Linked DNA regions of Mus musculus: region 1 is linked to region 2. Evidence: chromatin loops called from intact Hi-C (ENCODE). Cell type or tissue: left cerebral cortex. All regions are shown on one strand.

Region 1 (5,000 bases), 810 kb after region 2:
AGCAAAGACATAAAAGAGAATACCCTAAGTCCAGCCATGGCACACAGTAGGACGTCTCCAGATGTATATAGGACAGTGAAAGAGCGATTAGGCTGTATTGATGCCAAAGACTGTGGTATGGTGGAAATGACCTGCGTCTTAATATGTGTATGCATTACATTTATATCTAACTCATATTAACATTAAAACTAAAGCCAATCATGCCATGTGATAGAAACTGATTGGAAGCTACATGACCGTAGCCACTGAAGTCAGATGGTGGAGTGTTGCATCTCCTCCTAGTACTGTTGTTTTTAGTGGATTTGTGGAATGGTTTTTAATTTCCTCCAGGTCAAGGTCATCCCTTAGTGTTGTATAAAGTGCACATTTATCTTCCCCAAACTGAACCTGAGAGGTTTCTTAAACTTAGGGACTGACTTGTCAGATGCCAATCAAGACCCAAACTTTTGTATTCAGTCTCCCTTTAGATCAATTTAATTTTCACAAGCCTCATTCCGTAAGAAGAGAGTCACAATTTATAATTACTAAGAGTGAAGGGTATGTACCTTGGGCTTTGACACGCTCACAGAAAATAGAAGAACTAAGGTGTCTCTAGTCAGGAGCATTAGGCCTCAAATACTAGAAACATAGACAAGGACATTGCACTCTACCCCTATAATAATTCTTATGGCTTTGCCTTTTAGAAGCCACTTCCAGAGTTTCAAGTGGTCACTGCCATGGACTGTCCTCCCTTGTGCTGTATTTACACAAAAGAAGTGACCGAGACTTGCAAAGGGTCAGAGCCCAGTATCTAATTCATCCTTCCCATTCAACAGCATAATTGAGTCACACACTTACATTCACAGAGCTAATCAATAAAATGAGTCTGCTTGGCACATGTCCAAGTAGTCACAAATTCACTGCTTCAAGGAAACTTTGTGGCTGACAATTTCGTTTCATTTCATCCTTCTGCCTATGAACGCTCAGTTTGGATGTCAACAGTAAATTTCATTATTTAAGTTTGAAATACTTTTCAAAATGACCTTAAACACTAAAAACACTCTTTCTTTCTGAATTTGTGATAAATTTTATACAATGTAAATGGGATGACACAAATGAAGTCCAGAGTGGCTTTAATAACCCATGCAATGAGTACCTGTCTTTCCTATTCTTATGTACACCCACATTCAACCATATTTCCAACTTTATCTCCTGTTGCTACATAGTCAATACTGTCTCCCAGTGTCATAGTCACAAACCACAGTAACTATATTATGTGACAATATAGCCTTTCTACTACAGAGATCATCATTACTAAAGTATCTTCTTAGTAGTGATACTTTTCAAATAGAAACACAGTGTAACTTGTCAACAAGTAGTGGGGCAGAGCTTCAGAAAGGACCCTACTGATACTCCACTCCCAAAGAGTGCTAACCCTCACCCATGCCTTGCTTGTCTCCAGTCCCTGAGAAAAACTGCTATAGTGAAAGAGCCCATGAGGAAGCCACACAACCACGTGGGATGTGGAGCAAACCTGTGCCGCCAGGTCCACTTCCAGAGCTACAGAAATGGTGAGACATTTGCTATCTTGGGGCAATTAGATCTCTCTGCTTCATTCCAGTAGACTAAAAACAGAAGGAACTCAGGGACTCACATTAATAATCACAGGGTCAGGCATCAGAAGGATCAGTAGCTGGCTGGTCGATGGCATGGTGTACTGGCATCTGGGGCTTCCCAATATGAGGAAACTTACATAAATTGTCTCAATTAGTTATCATCTGCAGATCCAGACATATAATATTAACTATTTGGACACAAATCTTATTCAAAAAGTACCACACTTCAACCACACTTGTCTCACGTAGTTGCTTCTGGTATGTTTGTCCCTAAGTGGGATGAAGCACAACAGTCAGTGTGCCACAGAAACTGAAGAATGCCCCTGGGTGTTTGCTTTGCTCACACTTCACACTCAGAAATGTTACTGCAGGAGAGAGTAGCAAGCCAGTGACCCAAGCCTAAGCAATAACCATTTTCTGCAATATAATTATGCAATTGTCAAAGTTGATTAAGAAGTCAAAACAAAACCTGACAAATTACAAAAGAAAATATAGAACCCGAAGTGGTTTAAACTTAAAATATTTATTTAAGATTTTTTTGACATTGTATAAAAACAATAGGTTTTGGCTTACACACACTTTCACATGTAAAGATCCCACCCCGCCCACGGCATACGGGCTTCTCTGTGTGGCACTGCCATCTAGTGGCTAACTAACTAGTGGGTAGCCTGCTTTACTTTGAGCGAACAGTTATTGTTCCAGAAATATTTAATGAGCATCTGCTATGTGCAGCATACTTGTAACAAGCTCTGGGAGTCGTAAAATGATGGAAACTTAATTTCTGAGTGCAAAATTTTATTTGTTCTTTCCTATAGAATAAAAGCAGCATGGTAGAGAATCCCTTGCAACCTCCACTTGAAACTGTGTAAAATTATGAAGTTATGTACCCTGATGTTTAAAAAGTTTCTGGTAGAAAGTATAAAAGCAAAAAGCACCAAGAAAACAAGCCCCTTCCCCAAATCAACATGAGCAAAGGTCGTATGATCTCACAGAGACTGAAGTAGCAATTGTGGGGCTTGCACGGGATTGCTCCAGGTCCTGTGCACATATGTTATGGTATCCACTTCAGTAAGTTTATGGGGCTCCTAATAAGTGAATGAGTGGATTTCTAATTTGCTTGCATTCTCCTGGGTTCTCTTCTTTCTGTTGTTGTTACTATTGTTGTTGTTCTGTATGTGTCCAATTCCAGAATGTTAGTTTGTTTATGATTTTACTTTATTATTATCTCTTAGAAGCCTGTTTGGTTTTTAATGAGAGACAGAAATAGAGTGGCTTCGGATGGGAGGAGAAGTGTGTAGGAACTGAGAGGAGTAGAGGGAAGGGAAACTGTCATCGGGATGTGAGAGAAGAATCTATTTTTAATTAAAGAAAAAATAGCAATAAAAACTTCTGGTGCCTTCTAGACATCTCCACTCTCATATCCCATCGCCCATTAAAAACAGAAATTCCATAATGAAGCCAGGTTTAGTGAGGGACACAGCAGTAGTTCCAGCATTGGGAAATGGGGACAGAAGAATCATAAGTTCAAGACTATTCTCAGCTCTGCAGGTTTGAAGTGAGCCTGGGCTATGTAAGACTCCGTCTTAATGAATAAAGAAATTAATGAAAGAATGAGTGAGTTAGCAAGTGAATAAACCAATAAGTAAACAAACTTGTGATAGAATGTATGGAGGAGAATCAGGTCATGACAACAGAGAGCCTGTATACAATGTAAATATTCTGAATGCGATTCTTACGATGGACATTAGTCAGTAGCTCACAAATTTCTTCAAAGACATTTAGGGTTTTTTTTTTTTTTTAGAATAACAAAATCAAATTTTAACACATTTATTATGAGAATCCATGGCTTACTTTAGCATAATAGGATGTTTTTACAAATCTAATAAAATACAAATTATATAAACTTTCAGCTATAAGAATAACTCTTGGTCTGGTGGAGGCTCGATGACCCAGTGTAGGGGAATTCTAAGGCTCTGAGGCAAGAGTGGGTGGGTGGTGAGGGGATAGGGAGTTATGGAGAAGAAACTGGGAAGGAGGATAACATTTGAAATGTAAATAAATAAAATAACCAATTTAAAAATGAAAAAACATTAAATAAAAAAATGAAGATATGAAAAAATAAAATAAAATAATTCCCCATCTGCAATCATGGTGCCAAAGAGCTGTTTAAGCTGCGGTTACAGAGAAACACATCACTAGAGATATCAGTAGCAACCAAAGATGGAGTTGAAATTAAAAAAAAAAAAGTACTCAAAATTATTGACATCTTTATGAAAATCTATGACATTGTGTGTACACATATACGCATGTGTGCATACTTCTTGAATACTAACAACCAGAACATCTAGCATATTCTGAATAAGTAACTGAACGTCTATATAGCTCTTAGATTATACTGATTTATTTGACTGTATCATTAAAGAAAACCTGCTTGTTTGTCATCTCTATCCAGGTCATAGTTAACCAAGTAAAGTCACCATTTGTAGAGTGCTTTGTAGTTCATTAAACAATTTTGTCCACACATCTGCAGGCCAATACTCCTTCCCTATTTGACACATGACGTCTTTGCTTTGCACACAGAGCAGAATGGGTTGTTTCCTCTAAGTCAGCAGCAAGCTATTTGCTGGAAAACACTGACATGTCACAGTATGTCTAGAAGATGTAATTAACCTTCTTTCCCCCACAAAAAAAAGTCAATGGATCAAAGGAAAATTGAAATTAAAAATTAAGTGTATTTTTCTATGATATAATGAACTTGGTCATGTGTGCCTATTCAAAACAATATACATATACACATATACATACACACATGTGTATATACATGTGGATGTATATACATATGTGTCTGTGAGTGTATATATAAATATATTGTTATATGTATATTAATATATTATCAACACATATTATTAATATATTAATAACATGTTATTAAGCACTATAGATTATATATTAATTATATATCCTTTTATGTTAATTATAGAAAGTATAATACAATATTTAAAAACAATGATAGTTAATAATATAATACATTATGTATTATTAATATAACATTACATGATTAGTATATGTGTATATATGTGTGTATCAAGATATGTAAACATGATATATATTTAATTTAATATAGTTTTTGTTCTATTTAAAGGTTTATTCATTCTGTGGATTAACCACCATCTGGTAGCACACGCTACATGTCTGTATTCTTCTCACACAGACTTTACTTGATTTACCTGAGATGCTGTGTGGTTTCCAAGGTACATAGCCTTCCTTTGAGACATCTTGGAGTCACTGTCCAAGGCTGAACACACTGAATCTGCTTTGTCAGTTAGCATCATCTTCTGATATGTACTTTGCTTGGGTTTTAATTAAGGTGTCCATGTGTTAGATTTCTTCCTATTCTAAGTTGTC
Region 2 (5,000 bases):
GTGTGTCCTCAGGACCACTGTCTATTAACTCCTGTGTTCATCAAAGCCAGTCTCCCAGGTAACACAGCAGAGTAGGGTAGGGTCCTCACAGGATGTAGATGTTACCTTAGGTCAGTGGTACAAAGGGAAATGCAGAAACCGGTGTGTTCTTAAGTCAGAAGTATGGTGAAGAGTGCCAAAAGGTTTAATTGATGGAAAAATGTGAGCACAAAGGCAGATAATAAAACTGGGGGATAAAAGAGGGTATTCTGGCTGGAGAGAGTGGACTTATTTATTTCACGTGCAGAACAGTGAAGAGTAAGTAAGAATTTAATGAGTATTGCAGTTAAGCATGCTGTAGTATTGATCATCTTTCAGGCTGTTTATGAGGATGAACTGGGGAGGACTCCCAAGATGAGGTGTTAGCAGCCAGTATCAGAAAAGCACTGCATTATGGAAAGCTATTGTCTTAGTGGGATGGCCAAGATGTGACATCCAAGTAAATGGACCCAAAGTAATCTGGAGGGCATCTTCAGTAAAGATCCGGGAGAATTCTGACTTTTCATCTCAAACCAACTTAGTGCTACCAAGGAAGGTGGCTGTAGAAGAGAACAGTGAAGCGGATCTCAGGGAATCCTGGGGTTTGCTATGGTACAAATGGAGTTGAAGCACCTTTGAAGGGCATTGAACAGATTTGAGGGACTCGGCATAGAGCTGGGCTAGAGATGTCACCCCCATGTGTGTAAGTGAGTGTTGGTGGGTATAGATAAGATGGGATATTTTTGTTTTCTGACTCCTGAATCCTGACAATTTGCAACACTGGTTGTCTTAGCTACCTCCCCTCCTGGGAAATCCCCAAACACTATGGCCAAGGTTTTTTCTTCTGATTCACAAGGACCCATACTTGGCTGTTTGGAAGGCATATGGTCAATGATTGCACACCCCATGGTCTTGTAGTTGTAGCAATTGGACTTGATTTTGTTCTTTCTGATGTTCATAAAATAAATTTGATCTCGTGGTAACTCTTGGTCTTTGACCTGTAAGAATCAAACCAATAAACTGATTAAATCGTCAAATGGATGAACAGAGAGAGAGAGAGAGAAGGGTCAAGACGATTCTGGCCGAGGAGACCTTCCTAAACATTCTGACTCTTCCCATGTGTTACCAAACTACACTGATCTGGGTTATCCTCAGAGGATATGCATTCCCCATCTTTGAGTTGGCGCATCGCTGAGAAACTCTTGGGTGTCTGTGAGGGCTTCTCTTCCTCATATCTTAGCGCTCAGAAGTGATTACTTTTCTCTAAGTTGCCTCCTACTCTATCGCCCTGACAGGTTTTAATGGCTGCATTGCCTCAGTGCTCTATGGTGGAGAGAGCCTCCCCTTCAGTGGGAAGCACAGCTTGGCGTCCATCTCCAAAACAGACCCTTCAGTGAAGATCGGCTGTCGGGGCCCTAACATCTGTGCCAGCAACCCCTGCTGGGGCGATCTTCTGTGTATCAACCAGTGGTATGCCTACAAATGTGTCCCTCCTGGTGACTGTGCATCCCACCCTTGCCAGAATGGAGGTAGCTGTGAACCAGGTCTGCTCTCCGGCTACACTTGCAGCTGTCCAGAGTCGCACACAGGGAGGACCTGTGAGACGGTGGTGGCCTGCCTCGGTGTTCTCTGTCCTCAGGGCAAGGTGTGCAAGGCTGGAAGTCCAGGGGGACACGTGTGTGTCCAGAGTCAGGGTCCAGATGAGATATCCTTACCTCTGTGGGCAGTGCCTGCAATTGTGGGCAGCTGTGCCACAGCCCTAGCGCTGCTGGTCCTCAGTTTGATTCTATGCAACCAGTGCAGGGGAAAGATGCCCAAAAACCCCAAAGAGGAGAAGAAGCCGAAGGAGAAGAAGAAAAAGGGCAGTGAGAATGTAGCTTTTGATGACCCAGACAACATCCCTCCCTATGGGGATGACCTAGCTGTTAGGAAGCAACCTGAGGGGAATCCCAAGCCGGACATCATAGAGCGAGAGAACCCCTATCTAATCTTCGATGAGACTGACATCCCCCACAACTCAGAGACCATCCCTAGTGCCCCGCTGGCTTCCCCTGAGCAGGAGATTGAGCACTATGACATCGACAATGCCAGCAGTATCGCGCCCTCAGATGCAGACATCATCCAGCACTACAAACAGTTCCGAAGCCACACGCCTAAGTTTTCCATCCAGAGGCACAGTCCTCTGGGCTTCGCCAGGCAGTCCCCTATGCCCTTGGGAGCAAGCAGTCTGACCTACCAGCCTTCTTCATATGGCCAAGGGTTAAGAACCAGCTCCCTTAGCCACTCGGCCTGCCCCACTCCCAACCCTCTGTCCAGGCACAGCCCAGCTCCTTTCTCCAAACCATCTGCCTTCTACAGGAACAGCCCAGCCCGGGAACTGCATCTTCCTCTGAGGGATGGGGGTACGCTGGAAATGCATGGGGACCCCTGCCAGCCTGGCATGTTCAACTATGCCACCAGGCTAGGGAGAAGAAGTAAGAGCCCTCAGGCCATGGCATCTCATGGATCGAGACCAGGGAGTCGCCTCAAACAGCCCATAGCACAGATCCCTCTAGAATCTTCTCCTCCCGTGGGACTCTCCATAGAGGAGGTAGAGAGGCTCAACACCCCTCGACCCAGAAACCCCAGCATCTGCAGTGCAGACCATGGGAGGTCCTCTTCTGAAGAAGACTGTAGAAGGCCCCTGTCCAGAACCAGGAACCCAGCAGATGGCATCCCTGCCCCAGAATCGTCTTCTGACAGTGACTCCCATGATTCTTTCACGTGCTCAGAAATGGAATACGACAGGGAGAAGCCCGTGGTCTACACTTCCAGGATGCCCAAGTTATCTCAAGTCAACGAATCCGATGCAGATGACGAAGATAATTATGGAGCCAGACTGAAACCCAGAAGGTACCATGGACGCAGGGCTGAGGGGGGACCAGTGGGTACCCCTGCAGCAGCGTCTGGGGCTGCAGACAGCACCCTGAAGCTGGGGCAGCAGGCAGGCAACTTCAACTGGGACAACCTTTTGAACTGGGGCCCAGGCTTTGGTCATTATGTGGATGTCTTTAAAGATTTGGCCTCTCTCCCAGAAAAAGCAGCTGGTAACGAAGAAGGTAAAAGTGGGGCAGCTAAACCAGCCGCCAAAGATGGGGAGGCAGAACAGTATGTGTGAGGTGTATGTGTGGGCAAGAAACACTCAAAGCACGGTGTGGCTTCCCACCAGCGGGGGTCACCTTTGTAAAACAGGCCAGTATAGACCGGTGGCCAGGGACACATTTAAAGTTAACCACAAAGCTGCTCACATAGACTCCAAACGACTGACTCTTTAATTTAAATGTGCTCAGTGGAACGGAATGATCCTCCTGCATGCATCTTGTTTTGTGATGAGTTTTGGGGCATGCAACATTGGGAAGTGTTGCTTTGTGTTTGGTTTGTGGTTTTTTGCCGTTTATACCATTGCAGTTGTAGACTCGAGCTTGTGCTTTCACAGTGGGGTTGCTTGTTTCCATTGTAGTGTTACGGTTGTGTTTTACCTTGCAAGATCATTTAAGTTTAGCCAACCCGTGTGGAGTGCAGGAAGGAGGACTTCCCACCTTGGAGGGATGAAAGGCTGCACATTTAACACTCTTCAGATGAATAGATTCATATGTGATGTCGCTCAGACACAATAAGGGCTTGTTTTACATGACGGTGGGTACTAAGAATAAGTCATTTTGTTCCGCACTTTAAAGCTTTCTTAAAAACTGTGTTGACACTTGTGTGTCTCCGTGCGAACAGTCATGGCCTCCTGACTTACCTCAGGCTTCCAGGAAGAACAAGATGACCACATACTGTCCCCAGAACACTGCCACCTTTCCTCTTCCGGGATAACATTCTCAGCGCACTTCTAAGAGACAATTTTTAAAGTTATTTATTGAAGAAAAAAAGTTCTATGCTTTTAACATTGTAACAAATTGACCTATGCAGGCCCTAATTGGTTTTATTTTCTATCCATTCAACATTTACCCCAAGTACCCAGTTTTTATAATTTATATAAAGTCAGATTGCAATGTTTCTTACTTTCCGTCGTTTTGTAGATCATTTTTTTAATACTGTGTAAAACTTTTTTTTTTTTTTTTTTACACCTGAGCTGTGGTTTTGATACTGATATTTTCCTATGCCGGAAACTTTTCTTGCTTTCAGGGAAGGTAAGAAAATGTGTTTTTTACATTTGTTACTTATGTAACATTCATATTTTCACAGTTTGATATCTGTAACATACTGTATGCTTTCTACCTGTAAATGCCAACAATAGAATTAAAATATTTATTTAAAATACTGTGTCCTAGGGTCTCAGTTTCTATCTTTCTCTGTTCTAATGTAGGCAATTGAAAATATTTTGTTGTTGTTGTTGTTGTTATTAGAGAGACATATAGCAAGATAAACTTATAGAGGCCATACCACTTAGTGCTAAAAGTCAGATCTGTGGATAACAGCCAGCAAAGCCACCCTAAAGCCACCCAGTGCATTCCTGCTTACCAGCGTCCTGGGATTTGCCGGTAGCAGATGATTCTAAGCTAGTAAGGTCCTGGAGGGCCAACCTTGTGAGCCCTGTCTAAGCACATTCACTATTTAAGACAGGATTTCTCTGTGTAGTTCTGGCTATCCTTGAACTCTCTTCTTTAGACCAAGCTGGCCTTGAACTCACAGAAACCCTCCTACCTCTACCTCCCAAGTGCTGGGATTAAATTGCATGTGCTACCACTGTCTGGCCACATTCACTATTTAGAACTTTCCAGCTAAATCTGTTCTGTGAGAGACAGCTTCAGACTGGGCTTATGGTTGTAGAAGCATCCATGAATTAAAGTCAATTGTGAAAGATCTCTTGCCCTTGTTTTCTTCAAGATTACAGCTCCATATTTTTCTAAATCCAAAGCAGGTAAGAGGAATGTCAGAGAAGGTCTCCGACATGTAACCATTATTAACTCTCACATGGAATATCTACACAGTGAGCATGC

What was found. A loop is a pair of places that touch in the nucleus more often than their neighbours do. Peaks named below come from ENCODE experiments on the same cell type or tissue, not always from the same donor. Only the 100,000 strongest peaks of a DNase experiment are listed, where the experiment ranks them.
Region 1: a loop joins it to region 2, with 2.5 times the contacts of the local background. A loop is called at or near these places in 2 of 42 quality-filtered maps.

Annotation. Positions count from the first base shown.
Region 1 is chr3:39,812,798-39,817,797 of GRCm38, forward strand. No RefSeq gene overlaps it. Among named protein-coding and RNA genes, the nearest start is that of Gm46834, 100 kb to the left of the region's middle. In left cerebral cortex, a CTCF peak has its summit at 2,242 (motif pointing left); DNase peaks (open chromatin) are centred at 1,935 and 2,227.
Region 2 is chr3:39,007,668-39,012,667 of GRCm38, forward strand. Fat4 (FAT atypical cadherin 4) reads left to right here. Exons shown (of 17, transcript NM_183221.3): 17 at 1,314-4,318. The coding sequence ends at 3,175. Among named protein-coding and RNA genes, the nearest start is that of C230034O21Rik, 120 kb to the left of the region's middle. In left cerebral cortex, a CTCF peak has its summit at 2,733 (motif pointing right); DNase peaks (open chromatin) are centred at 2,802, 3,093 and 3,677; H3K27ac peaks cover 270 bases.